Regions from separate parts of the Mus musculus genome. Here region 1 is linked to region 2. A link is a loop called in an ENCODE intact Hi-C map of the cell type or tissue named here. Cell type or tissue: heart. All regions are shown on one strand. Each heading gives the region's core, and the rest is flanking DNA. Links, peaks and the distances in the headings are about the cores only. Region 1 holds the start of Ttll11 (tubulin tyrosine ligase-like family, member 11). Region 2 overlaps Ndufa8 (NADH:ubiquinone oxidoreductase subunit A8).

Region 1 (7,296 bases), core at 1,106-6,105, 56 kb before region 2:
CTCCATTGGCCCTAAGTTAGAAAGAATCTTGTCCAACACCACTCCCAAAAGGGATGTAAGGGATGGGAGACAGCCTACAAAGGTTGTTCATTTGTGCTTTGTTAGTACTAAGTTCATCTGTTACTCCCCATACATTTGTTTTGTCTTAGATGCTAAGACTACAACAATCAAGGATAAAGTCAGAAGGATCGGAAGTTTTCTGGAGAATGGTGCTTTCAAACAAACCCTAGTGCATCTGATGACATATGTGTTTTGCTTCAAATGTCCTACTGTACATTTGCTGGGTATCTCTTGACAGGGACACCAGCAACACCAGTCATACTACCCTGTCTTTAGGAAGGGTGGCATTATGTCACAGTGAAGGCTTTTTGTTGGGAGTCAATTATGTTCAAATACACTAGAATGAGCATCTTTACCTATATGCCAACATGTTTTACAAGTGATAGAAAGACAGCCTAAAATGGGAGGGGCAGTCAAGGTAGGGTCCTAGGAACTACCTATCCTTCTGGGCTCACTGGTGCAAGAATTTAACATTGTTATTTTGTGGTTAGGGCAGTAGGCTGGGAGCCTGAATTTGCTAAACCTCATTGTTCAGCTGAGCAAACAGGTCTGAAGAAGTCCACTCACCTGTCCACAATAGTAGAGCTGATAGGTTGAAGACCCTTGGGTTTCTGCAACGGCCTACAAGGTTTCCTTTCAAGAATGGGCCCAAGTCCTGTGACACGATCTGACCCCGGCTCACTTATACCGCCTTATCTCTCACCATGCTACACCCCTCTCTGTGATCCAGCCAGCCAGCTCTACTGCAAAGCACTGCATGCATTCTGCTTGGCCCACACCACTCCCTCTACCAGGGACCCAAAGTCCACACCACTAAATAACTTTGGTCAACACTCAAGACTCATTTGGGCTTCACTTCCCTGAGGAAGATGTACTAGAGTTGACCGCCTCTGTCTCCCACAGCATATAGAGACACTCATCACATAATATGTTCATGCATTCAACAAATATTTATTGAGCAACTTCCAGATGCCAGACAACTTTGAGTACAGCAGTAACAAAACAAAATGCCTGCCCTCGAAGAGCTTACATTCTGGTGAGAAAAACAGTCAATAAACAAATACAACACGATGTCAGGTAGAGGTTCATGCTATGAAGCAAACAGCCAGGGCTAGAGATGGCTGCGAACATTGCCTGGGAAACCTCTCTCAGGACCTTGATCAGCAGTCCCAAGAGGTGACAGAGAAAGCCATGCACATAGCTAGCTGGGAAAGGAGCATTTAAAGCAGCAGCAGCAGCAGCAGCAGCAGCAACAGCAGCAGCAGCAGCAGCAATGGGCCTGCAGATACCAGGACTACTTACTGGATTTCATTCCCTACTGAACTAGGAACGCTTGAAGACAAGAGTACATTTAAAGTGTGATTCTCTAGGCCCAGCATAGAACTTGGTATCACCATAGAGGATATCTACAAATTAAGAGAATGAACCTGTGCTGGATTGGGTGAGCAAGATAAAGGCTGCTTCCTGTCTCTTCTCAGGGCTGAGCTGAGAACACAGGCACTTGCTAGCCAGCTTGAGTTCTTAGCTACTTTCTATCCCTGGACTCTCTTCAGTAGGTCAGCAGCATTGACAAGTCTACGTGTACCTTCCTGGCCCGCCTATCTTTGGGTGGCTCTGACAAGTCCAAGTTTACCTTCCTGGCCTGCCTATCTTTGGGCTGGACATGGGACTTTATCTACAGTTTAGACACTGTAGAACCGAGTCTCACCAATCTTCATCCAGTTTCCAAGGTGTGAAAATCAAGACTGAGAGGGCTCTGACACCTGGGATTGCCAGACCCCACCTCCACCACCCCACCTGATTCTTGGTTTCTCTCCAAACCAAACTCTTCCACTGGGACATCAACATTCTGACCATAGTGGACCTGTGGCCATCTCTCCCCAGTCTCCAACTTCATTAAACCACTTGTACCACACTTAGCACAAAGTTCAGAGCCTGAGCCCTCATGCTCTCTGCGCACGGAATCTTTAGTGGACCAATGGTTTCTATGCTGTAAATAAAGTCAGCTGGCTTTATTTACTCAGCCAATGAAAATAGAAACCTCTCGGATTCGTTGGTGCTTTTGTCCCACCCCGTCCCTTAAAAGGTCTGAAATGAATTCAAGGGTGATTCATCTGCTCACACATGCTTTCACCCCCACTTACTGTCACCTGCTACATCCCCCAATCAGTGTCTGCGGTGGTGGTGATGGTGGTGGTGGTAAAAGATCGTGATGAAAGTAGGTTGTCATTTGCTGAAACCTTGTGCAAGCACTAGGCACTATGCTCCAAACCGGAACGAACCGGCTTCCCTTTACCGAGGTAAACGGGACCAAAAGAAGAAAAGTAGCTTGCTCAAGGTCGCACAGCTAAGTTGAAGAGTGTAGTGAGGCGCTGGCGAGCACAAACCTGGCCCAAGAGTGGCACTCTAAGCATGAAAGTTTACTAAACTTTAAATATCACTGAAATGCAGAAAGTGAAAGGTGGCCCCTGGCCCCGGGGCCAACAGAGGAGAAGACAGGACGGATAAACCAGGATCTACAGCTTGACGAGGCCAGGGCTGCAGACATAAGAAAAGCTGTAGGGGAGCAGAGCAGAGACGGGCTGACCTGACCTGGGAAGTGGCTCCGGGGGCCAGGCCTCGGGACGACCCCCCTGTGCCCACGCGCCGGGCCGGCGGGCCTCACCTCCTTCCACCTGAGCTGGCGAAGACTGATCTTGAGCGCGTCCAGGGAGGTGCGGGCCTTGGAGCTGTCCACGGTGACCGGCCGCATCGAGCCTGCGCTCCGCCGGTAGACCCGGCTCCGGCTCCGGCCCCGTGCCTTCACGAGCTGGCTCAGGGCCCGCGCCGCCGGCCTCGGCTGGGCCAGGGGCAGCGCTGGTGGCAGCCGCCGGACGACGCGGGCCTCTCCTTCCTCGGGCGCGTGGCGTCGCGTCGGGGTCGGGATCCGGCCCACGTCCTTGGGCTGCTCCTCCAGCTCCAGGCGCTCTGGATCCCCGGCCGCGCCAGCGTCCACGCCCTGCTGCTTCTCAGTCTCCGCCGGTAGCGACTCGGTCGCCGCTGCTGTCGCCGCCGCCGCCGCCGCCGCGTCCGCCTCCCACTCAGCCTCCGGCTTCTTCTCCGGGCTGCTGCGCCGCATGACGCTCAGGGCCGGTGCCGGCGCCACAGCCACCGCCGCCGCCGCTGCTCCGCCGTCCCGGCCCGCGACCAAACTGCCGCCGCCGTCGCCGCCGCCGCCGCCGCCACGCGCTCCCCGCCCGAGCCCGTTGCCATGATCTCTCAGGCCCCGGTTGACAGGGATAGTCGCCGCCTCGGGACGGGGCCCCGCAAGGGACAATCGCCTGCCGGGCCCGGCGACCTCACAAGCGAGCGCGTCCACGTGACCAGGCCTGTCACAGAGGTGGCGATAGCCATCTTGGAAGAGGGCAGCTTGTCACACATGCAGAGTTTCTGAGCACTCAGGGACTGGCTAGGAATGATTTATAGTGGGGCTGAGGGTAAAAGAGGTTGCGCTCCTGTCTCGCTCCCGAGCTTGGAAAGGGAAGGACTTGGGAAGAGCGGCATCTTCCTCAAACACGAGACTTAGTTTCCCCAGTCCTACTACATTCATCGACTCCTTTTCTGTGAGCCTCAGACTGAGGCTGGAGGCCACCTTTGTCGGTTTTCAGGTCTCTCCCATGAGATGGAGAAGCCCTTCAGATTCCTAGACTTGTAGAGGGCAACACTTTTTATTACAATAAAAACATATAACAAAACGTACTAATTATTTTTAAATTTATTATGTGTGTGGTGTGTATAATTTTGCCTACATGTATGTATGTGTACTATGCATGTTCCTGGTGGAGAAGGAGGCCAGAAGAGAGCATCAGATTCCCTGATGTGACCTGCTGCGTGGTTCCAGGAAATGAATGGCAGATGAGCCTTCATCTCCAGCCCTCATTTAATCTATTTTTAATTCACTCTTCAGTGGCATTCAGTGCATTCATACTGTGGTGCAAACCATCTCTACCATTCATCTTCAGAACTTTTCATATTGAAAGCATACCCATAAACTAACTCCTGGGATTCCCACCCCACAGCCCTGGTCACCACAAGTCTATTTCCCCCTTGAATCTAACTACTGGGGTACCTCTTGTTTTTATCTTATTTGGCTTCACAAGGTTTTTGTTTTTGTTTTTCATCATAGTGGGTGTCAGAATTTTACTCCATCATAAAGCTTACAAATATTCTATGTGTGCGTGCACAATTATTCTTCCATAGACCTTTCTGCGGACTTTTTGGTTATTTTAATCCCTTGACTCTTGTGACTAATAGTGCCATTAACATTCATGTACAAGTATTTCTTTGAGCCCCTCCTTTCAGTTTTTCATGGCTGCCATACTTTGTTGTTGTTAAGATGGTCTCTTTAGCAGGCCTGGCTGTCCTGAAACTCACTATATAGACCACTTGGTATCAAACTCACAAAGTTCTGCCTGCCTCTGCCTCCTGAGTGATGAACTCCTATACCCAACTAAGGTAGGCATAAAAATGTAGAGTTGATCTAGAAGAGGGTCCTCTCCTGCCTGAGGGAGCCACATTTGGGTTAACTTGAAAGTTTCAGAAAATGGGGTTAGAAAGTCGTAACAGCAGCCTGGACTGACCAGTGGCCGTGGTTGCACTTCAGTGAGTTCTGCCACATTTAGTTTTAAGGGTCCTGGGGGAAAATGGCCCCTCCTGCATTTCTCCAAAAGTCTTGTTTCCTTGGCCGGGAATTTCAGTGTGTGAACAAGCTGCCTCGAGGCCCACCCAGGTGTGGAGGCGTCAAGAACCTGTAGGTGCTTGAGGTGCTTACCCTGTGGCCCAGAACATCTGGTTGAGCCTGTGGGTGTGACTGGTTGGGGGTGGGCGGGATTGTTAAAGTTGCCCCGTTGATTCTAAGGCCCCAATATCAAGAACCAGAGACTTGCCTGAGGCCTTCGGAGAGTTCTGGAGCTGTCCGTGGGGCCTTCCCTGCCCAGCCATTCACTCTCCCTCAGGAATTAGTTCAGGGTTATGCTTTCAGTAAGGAAAGTTCTGGAGATGAATAGTAGGACACCCCAAATCCTGTCCCACCTGATGTCTCTCATTCATTAATGCTTAAAATTATCATACCCCACCTCCCTCCTCTCTTAATCCATCCCTACAGTTGTGACTTTTACATTGAGATAGCATTTCTCTTGCCTTCCCTGTCACCGTTGTGTCAGGTCAGCCTCTGCCTTTTCTCCGAGCTGCTGCAGCAGCCTCCCAATGAGTACCATCTGTCTCCATTACACTCCTGTCCATTCATACCGCAGCTGGAGCTGCGCTCTCCAAGCATAGAAACATCCTCTACTTGCACAACCTCTCTTGATAAATTTCAAACATTAGTTGTCTCTTTCTACCCTCTTTTCTGGAATCACATCCTCTCTTTGCTTCTGTGACTTTGTACACACTGTTCCCTCTGCCTAGATGTACCCTTCCTTAGTGTCTCTGCCTAGGAAACTCAGAGTCATCTTGGTAGCTGTCTTTTGGGGAACTTTACTCAGTGCCCTCCGGCAGAAGTAGCTACAGTCTGTACTGATGGTGTGCATGATAACCCTCTACCACATCCTGACTGCCACTTCACAGAGAAATCATCTCAGCCTCCCCATCAGTCTAGGCAAGGACAGATTTGAACTGATTTCTCTCTAGAAAAGACCAGAAAATGTGATCCACAAAGAGCACTGTGGATGCAGTAACAAATTATTTACAGCTTATCACATCTGAAAAGAGCGGCCCACATAGCGATAGCCGCTTGCTTATACAGTCGTAATCTCTTCTGCCTCTGGGGCTTCCCACGTGTCCTTCCAGCTCTGCCCACATCTTCAGCTTTCAGTCCGCTGAGATGGCTCTGGTCCTTCAATTTAAAGCCGACCTCACCCGGTGAGATAATTATGGAAGAGAGAAAAATAAAGATGAAGCATGAGACCAAATGAGTTTCCTGAGAATTAAAAGCCAGGCTCTACATCAGACATGAACTATACGCTGAATCTTGAGAATGGGGCAGGCATAGTTAGATGGCGTGGCCATGGCATAAGCCATGGCCAGAGCCAGTGAGGAAGAAACCAAGCACAGGCTCTGCCCACTGAGACACAGTCACAGAGGCTCTGTCCACCAGCCGAGGACACCCCTGCCCCTGCTGCAGATGCTGCAGGAACTCACCGAGGAAAAGGATAAGGAAGAGATGCAGTGCTGTGCATGCAAGGGAGCAGGGAAGCTGACTGGACCAGATGAAACCCAAGCATGGGGGGAAAAAAGAACAGGGCACAAAGGGCCCAATTGGGCTTTGGACAGCACTGGAAATACCTCTCACTTCTCTGGAAGCCCCCAGAATATGTAAATGAACATTCCAGCCCCATAGGAAGTGCATCCAGGAGCAGCGTCCACTGTGACTGCTGAGAGCAAAGAGCAGGTCAGGGTAAGGGACCTCATGACTCCAAGGTGGGAGCTTTGCTTGTCTGTTTTCATGTCTGTCTTGCCAGTCTTGGAGCCAGAAATGAGGGGTACAGTGACCTGGCAGAGAGGATGTACTCAGTAACTATTGTATGTATGTATGTATGTATGTATGTATGTATGTATGTATGTATGGTTGGATGGATGGATGGATGGATGGATGAGTGAATGAATGAATGAATGAATGAATGAATGAAATTCTACATGGTTCAGTTATTCCACACTGAGGAAGCAGCTAAGTTAATTTGGTAAATGCTGTCTGTGACAGCTTTAGCCCTAGAGAAAAATGCCAGTGATGTAACATCATAGGAACCGGCGAGAGCACTGTAATTACCGTGTTTAAAAACTGCCCAACATAAAGAGGGACTGAAAGAATTTAGAGAGAAATGGGAACAGCTGCAGCGCTGGAAACACAAAATCTTGCTTGAATCTTTCCTTTCCGTTCTGGAAACCTGTAGCCATCTTGTGGCTCTCCGTGCCCCTGAACCCACCCCCAAGTCAATTCTACTTCTACAGATTGCTTTGAGGAATCAGAAAAGACAAAGCTTCACATTATAACCTGTTATTGGCTAGTAACAGATCTATGACAAGGACTGAACTGATCGCTGCAGATGCCTGGTCATCCTGGGGACAGTTCTGGGAGCCATGTTTCACAGATGGTGAAAGAAATCGCTGCTCAGAGAACTCAAGACAGTAACGGCAATGATACGATTCTAACTCCGGGTTGGCTTGCAGCACCTGAAATGTGTATATAGAAGATGTAAGAAC
Region 2 (7,296 bases), core at 773-5,772:
CCTTGCAGTGATCCTCCTGCCTCAGCCTTCCCAACCCTGGGATTATAGGAATGAGCCACCAGACTCAGCTATATAAGCAACTTTTTAAAGTTTTTCACAGCCTGTTTCGTGGCCTAAGAATACAACCTTCATTATACTCAAAGCATTTCACCCAGGATTTGCTATCTATAAGAAAACAATTTAATGTGAATAAGTTAAGCACGTTTCCACATGGAAGGAATTTGTTGTTTGGTGGGAGATAGGCTTTGGAAAGATGAATGTGGTAGTGAGTTTGATTTCCTAGATGTCTGTCATGCGGTGGGCATCAGGACAGACATTTATTTAGTCCTTGTAGTTTGGGACAAGGGGAGATCCCTGGTGCGTACCTAGTGCTACATGTTAGGATACTACTGCCATGTGTCAACCCAGCAGGCTACATTTGGTGCGTAATTCACCAAATACTTAAGGCCACTCCAGACAGTAGGTACCATCTCTGTGCTCCTCCCTCCTTATTCACAGGTGAAGAAACTAAGGTACAGTAATGCTAAGAACCTTCCTTGCCTAGGGTCACATAGCTACCGAGTGTATTCCAACCCAAACAATGGAATTCCAGAGCTCTTGCCCTCAGTTATCATGCTATCCACTGTGTCACGGGAACAATGGGGCAGGATGTAGGAAGACGATGCTTCCTGGGGAAGACAGCACTAGTGTCTGCCTTGAGAGATGGCTCAGGGTTCAAGAGGCAGAGGAGGAGGAAGGATGGTTTCCTGGCGAGATAGCAGCCAGATAGACTTAAACGCTAGAAAGCATCTAGGCATCCATCGGCACAGGCCGGTGATCCCAGTTACCTGAGAAGCTGAGACAGGAAGATCACCAAGTTCAACACCAGCCTGAGCAAGTTAGTCGAGATAATGTCTCAAACATGGAAGGTAAAACTGGGACTGGAGATGTAACTTAGCTGGAGGGCTTAACTAGCATGCAGGAAGCCCTGGGTTTAACTCCCAGCACGGGAGGAAAAAAAAAAAGTGGAAATCAGTCTGGGATTGGCCTTCTACAGAGTGCAGGGTTCATTGTAAGATTAAGATAAACGTGGGGAAATGAGGTAGGCTAAAACCAGATTATGGAGTGTCAGGATGCTAGCAAGGGCTCAGGCGTTCCCTGGCAGGCATTTGGGAGCCACTGAAGATTTTGAGCAGCAGAGGCACACACAGCAATTTGGGAGATGGACTAGACCACAGTTAGGAAACAGTTGTAATAATCCAGGCAAGGGAAACACGGCAGCCTAGGTTGAGGGCAGAGAGATAGAGAGGAAGCAGTCAATGTGAGATGTGCAACAGAAGAAACTCAAGGGGGCTTGGTGTTGGGACATGAACAGGACAGAAATGAGTGGAAGGAGCCAAAGATGCATCTCGTGTTTTGACACTAGGAGGATGGAGACAAGTGTGGACTCAGATAGGGAAGACAGGAATGGGCTTGGCAGGGAAAGGCCAGATATGTTTCCTTTGGGAATGCAAAGAATTAGTCTTTCTAGCCTCAGGCCAAGCCAGTTTCTGTTGTTTGAAGCCCTGCTCAGGGGACCTTCACACTAACGGCTTTCAAATTGTTCCGTGACCTTTTACCTACTGCCACTGAGACCTTCATTTGTTGTAAGAAATTATTATCTTTAACTACCTAGACCCTTCTGTCCTAGAAGGCTATGGTGTCGTGTGATCCCATCAAGAAGAGCACAGGAAAGCCAAAAGCTGGTTCCTTTGTTCAAGGAATTCAAAGCAAGGTGGGGAGGGTGGAAGACACAGCTGCCGTCCAACTTGGGTAAAAGTTAAAACATCCTAGAATTGAATTTGAAGACATTAACAGTTCAGGCTGCACTGGTCGAAATCTACAGAGGTGGATTAGCATTCGGGGAGCGATTGGCATGCCACAGACCACCTGAAGCAGGCTACATCCATCAGATTCTTGTACCCCATTCAATAAGGAGTCAGAGGTCTGCTGGAAAGCTTGTTACAAATCTCTTACAGACCCACTGACCCAGAATTTTCCGTATGGTGCATGTGCACCAACTTACGTTATGGGACAGGTTTTGTTACCTGCTGTATCTGGGTTCAAATCTCAGCTTAGCCACTTAGCACTCAGCTAGAATGTGACCTGCTCACTGGCTTCCTCAAATACAAAATCAGCCAGAGCCTTCCACAAACCAGGGGAGCTTTCATACCCTGTCAGGCAACACCACAGACCAATGAAACCATTCTGGGTGGGGAGGGAATCCCAGATATCAGATATGGATTACTAATGGTTTTAATGGATAGATATGCTCATTAGAACCAGAAAACCTTTCCCGTGTACCCTGTATGTACTTCTCAAGTGGGGAGGAGCCCTCTCCACCTCTTCCTAAGCATGTTCTTTCAACTATGAGATGGGCTAGCTGACATTTCTTTTCCTTATACATTTTATTTTAAATCATGTGTATACCACATCTGCGTGCGCGCCCAGAGTCTGGAGGTCTTGGATCGTCTTAGGTGTCACAGATGGTTGTGAAGCACCTGAAGCAGGTGCTGGAAACCCGAGTCCTTTGGTAAGGCAATGCATTCTCTCTCCATTCAACGATATCCCTTACAAATAGCTCTGACCACAAAGGAGTGGACTCGTGGTAATCACTCGGCATAGTGCAAGTGCTAGCTGGGTAAGCACTATGAGTTATTTAAGACAGACCCAGCTTCCTCTGGGAGGGAACTGAGGAAGTAAAATGTGGCAGGCAGCACGCCATATACCTGTCAATCTGTGACCATGACCAACTTCAGGTACTGCAGCTGGCTCCCAATTACTTGGCTACCAAGATGTTAACAGACTTCGCCTCAGCTTTTTTAAAACCTAAAGGGCTTACTCAAGAGTTGAAAGTCTAAGACAGATACTAGCAAGGATCTTGTGTGGACCAAGTATGAACTTCACTGCAAATGCTCTCAGTGGTGGGGTGAGCAGTATGGCCAACCATTAGTCTTTTCCCTTGAACTGGCCTCAGATCCTTTAGACAGCAGCCCCTGCCCCTTAAAGCCTCGCTCCCTCCAAATGCACTGAAGGCGACACTTGTCCAAATCTCTTCTTCTCACAGTTCTGCAGAGAAGCTCAAAGCCCAGTAGGCTCAGATGACTTACACAGTCTTATGTGGCAATGTAACGCCACAATCAGAACGAGCAGTGACTCAGCCAGCTGTAAAGGAAATGGCCAAGTGGATGAGAGGGAACTAGATGGGGTGAAGGGACTTGGGGGAACAGTGCTTTGAACCAAGGAGCTTTATAAACACCGGGGCTCTAACCTGCCCAGGAGGTAGATAAGCTTGTACCCTTTGGTTTGTCCTCAAACTCAACCTCTCACAGGAGGTTAAAGAACACACCCAAGGTTGGAACTGACACTCAGACCTCCAACTTCCTGGCTTTGGAGCTGGGAGTTCAGCCTCCCCCTCCCCCTCGTCTATCAGGAAAAACATCTGGGTTATAACACCCGGACGATGGGCTATGGAGGGGAAACGGTGGAAGTGAGGTTCTTTAAGGAGCTTTAAGAAACACTGCCTAAGGCCCAGCTAGCAGCCCCTCCCGAGCCTGAGTCACAGGCTCAGACCTTTCGTTGCTCTATCTTGAACATTTCTCTAGAATGACTTTTAGTGAAATCTATAAGCTTGGATTGCTGGAGGAGAAAAGAGACCTGAGGCTTTGCACTGTATGCCAAACACCCTGAAATGCTGCTTCAGGTAGAAAAGCCTCCTTCATTCATTTTTCCATATGGGAATGTGGGTCTCCTGCCACAGTGGCTGGTCCTCCACAGGACAAAGCAAGTGGGACAGTCAGGGGCACAAGAAAGAACAAGGGGAAGTCATCTTTAAAGGCTAAAAGGTTACATAGAGCATAATAAAACACAACTGTTTCCTTTAAAATTTTTAATGGACAGGAAATGTATAGAATAACTGCCAAGTCACATAAATTAACTTTTTTGTTAATGTCTGTGATCCAGGAAAGAACACGAGATCGGCACGGGTGTTTTCGTCGTCTGTTGTCTGGGCGCATGACCGAGGTGACCAAGTGTGGACCGTCAACCCATCTCTACACGGTCCAGAAAAAAAAGCGGGTGCCGTGCTTGGCGGGTTTCAGATCCCCTTCAATCACAGGGTTGGGCTCTGGCCTTGCTCTTGAGTGATAAGGATTCTCTGGCAAAGGACGATCTGTTTTCACTTTGGTGACCTGGGAAGGGCGAAGAAGAGAGTCAGGGTTCAAAGAGACTCTTGAACAGTAGTAACCCTGAGACTGCTGGGGGTCCCCTCTCTGCTCCTGCTGCCTCAACCATTCCTCAGCTTCAAAGCTCGGGAAGATATATCTAGCTATATTGAATCAGAGTCAACATCTAAAAGCAGACTTTCTGACCCTCTATATGGTAGGACAATATATCCTCAGCAGAGACAAGATATCCTCTGGGACTCACTCACTGGTTAGTGAGCAAGATGGAGGAGCTATCAATCAAGACCCGGCTACCCTGCTGCCTGCTGCCCAATGACAACAGAGAAGGGTGGACCCTGCACAAATCACTCACAGTGAAGGCTGGGGCCTAGACTATTTCTGAAGAGAACTGGGAGCCAGCTGGGACGATTAAGGGGAAGACAGAGAGAGCAGAGACAAAGAAGACAGAGGGAAGGTCCAGAGAAGTCAACACAGAGCAGGCTGTATACTGACCAAACCCTGCTGTTATCAGCACTGATGCTGAGATGCTGAGCCTGCTGTCTGCTCACTCTTCCCAGCTCCCACCAGGAGATTCCACAGATGCTCACTAAGGCTACCTTGCTAGGACACAATGTCAGATCCGTGCTTATAAATGCCACATGCAGCTAGGGAACAGGGCTGGGTGATACACTATGCAATGCTATGCAAAGGTGCTTCAATTTAACCTGATGGCAACAGGTGCCACTGTTACAGGGAAGCAACCAATCACTACATGCAGGCTAGAAGGCAGGGAAACCAGGCCGGATAGCTGGAACAGAAGAACTCAGAGCTGAGTCCGTGGGCCAACGTAGATGGTAGGTTCCAAACTGCAGCTGAGAGGAAGATGCCACCCCAATGGCCGGCCACCAGAATCTCCAGTGGGAAGCCATCACAAGTTGTTTTGTAATTTTTTAATTTTCTGTATTTTGGGGACCAGACTCGGGGCCTTGTACATGCTAGGTAAATGCTGTGCCGCTCCGCATTACCTCTAGTTCAGAAATTATCCTTTGGAAGTTAAGGAAGCAGCAGATCCTTCTAAGTGGGCCACAGTCACTAAGCATTTTCTGGCTTTTACTCTAATGGGACCAACTCTAGCTATCTGTATGCATGAGAGGCTAGGTCTGTCTGTCTCTGTGCCCAGATCTCTCAGGTACACAGTTACTATAACCCTTTGTGTGCAGGTTACAGCCAGCTCACAGGAGGCTGACTAACTGGCCAGAGCCCAAGGTCTGAGTGCAGGTCTCTGTCTCCTGCTGTAACTGGAAGTCACTCAGGGTTCCTGTTGCTTGACAGAGTAGTTCCAAATGCTTCACTCAAGGTATTTATAAAATCAATCTAGAAAACTGTCATTCTTTGCTTCTAAGAAATGTTCTTGAACATAAAGTAAGCAGGGACCCTGAACAACTGACTGCGGGGAGAAGAAAGCGACATGCTCTTGTGTGGTGCACTCCAAAAGAGAAAGGACAGGAGCACCCCAGGGCCACTCCTAAGGGAAGGCCTAGGACTGCCTACTTGATGAAGCGGCCATGTGTAAAATGGGGTTCCCAGGATGAACTAGGAGGTCCCTGATCACTTCTCTGTGGTTGCTGAGTGGGAGCAGGAGTTAACTCTGCCTAGGAAGGGTGAGATATCAGCGGGAGAGGCAAGTAGGCCACACAGAATCAGAGAATGAAACATAGGTTAGGCCTCTCTCTGCTCTCTTTCTAGAAGGAGACTGAACAATGGGTGGAGTACAATCAAAATTGATAAAACATGTCAAGAAATACACATTTGAGGCAACTAATATGGAAACCTGGGGGAAGGGGTAAAAAAATGTCCATATAAAAAGACTCAAGAATAAATACTGCTTTGATAGCCTGACTTACGCTTCCCCTGTGGTGAGAAGAAACAAGAAAAGGCAGTTTTATTGGTTAAGTGTGTAAGTCCTATTACTTTCAACTTTGGTTGGCTACTATTTAAAGTAATTTTTTTAGTTTTAGCAAAAGAATGTCTGAAGTAAAAAAAAGAAAAAAAACGTGTCAGATTGAAAAACAAAGCTATGCTACCACTCTATTGGTGACAACTGTTCATGGGCGCTAGCCCCAAAGGGAAGGGAACAGAGCTGAACAGCCTGTGTGCCTGGTGCTATGCAGGCTCACACAGGCTCTCGGGCACAGCTCTTCCAGGACAGCCCTCGGCTTGCAGACAGGGCTGGATGGAAGTGGGATAGTTGAGATTCCACAGGAGCCCGTGGAGCAAGGTTCAGAGCGACTGTGTCTACCCAGCTTGCCCTTCCTGAGCTACAGCAGCAGGAGCTGTCAGGCCAGTGTGGGTCGAGCTTCTTTGGCTGCGTGCTGACAAAGAGCTACATAGCAAGGCACTCAGCTCAGGGAGGTGGGCGTCCCTACAGGTCTTTAAAGTTTAAATGAAGCCTTTTCCTTTCCCACACAGTTCATCCTTTCAGTGAAGATAGAGCTTTGGCTCTAAATTCTTCAATTTCACAGGATGAACTATCTTCAAAGGCCCACGTAGATGCATCCCTCCCAGAAACGTGCAGCTCAGCAAGAACTCTCCAGGAAGGCAACACTGGATGAAGGTGGGGTGGGGCAGGCTTAGGAGAATCAACACTTAGATGCTACTGTGCTAAGGGCACAGTCACAAAGAGCACAGTGTACAGACACCAGTACAGGCCTCCTCTACAACTTCAACCCAGAGCAGAGCCATCACCAAAATAACCCACACAGGAAAGGGAGGGCAGGCTCGACACCCTGAACAGGGGCTTTTATATTCTTGGTGTTTCAGGAGTCTGACACACCCTGACCCTACGACCTCAGTGAATCACCTGATGGGACCTCACTGACATGTTATGCAACTCTACTCTCTATTAGCTAGTGAACCCAAAGCAGATGAATACCTGTTAGAACATGCCAAGTCCTCCTTTGTCTGGTGAATAGGGACAACTCACACTCTCTCTAGCCTCAGAGGGACCCCTTTCAGACAACCTTCTGCCTTGGTCATAGCCTGTCCCCTCTGTCCAACCCCAGCTCCAGACCAGAGCAAGGCCCAGCAGAAACCTTACCTTAGACAACTGCCCCAG

Evidence for each region. A loop is a pair of places that touch in the nucleus more often than their neighbours do. Peaks named below come from ENCODE experiments on the same cell type or tissue, not always from the same donor. Only the 100,000 strongest peaks of a DNase experiment are listed, where the experiment ranks them.
Region 1: a loop joins it to region 2, with 2.2 times the contacts of the local background. A loop is called at or near these places in 2 of 42 quality-filtered maps.

The regions. Positions count from the first base shown.
Region 1 is chr2:35,976,447-35,983,742 of GRCm38, forward strand. Ttll11 (tubulin tyrosine ligase-like family, member 11) reads right to left here and starts at 3,374. Exons shown (of 10, transcript NM_029774.3): 1 at 2,726-3,374. The coding sequence starts at 3,178. In heart, for the core only: no CTCF peak of the experiment used is centred there; DNase peaks (open chromatin) are centred at 2,865 and 3,375; H3K4me3 peaks cover 2,031 bases; H3K27ac peaks cover 1,376 bases; H3K27me3 peaks cover 1,348 bases.
Region 2 is chr2:36,032,434-36,039,729 of GRCm38, forward strand. It overlaps Ndufa8 (NADH:ubiquinone oxidoreductase subunit A8), which reads right to left. Exons shown (of 4, transcript NM_026703.3): 3 at 7,279-7,296; 4 at 3,891-4,208. The coding sequence ends at 4,071. Among named protein-coding and RNA genes, the nearest start is that of Gm39798, 5.1 kb to the left of the region's middle. In heart, for the core only: no CTCF peak of the experiment used is centred there; DNase peaks (open chromatin) are centred at 1,648 and 3,408.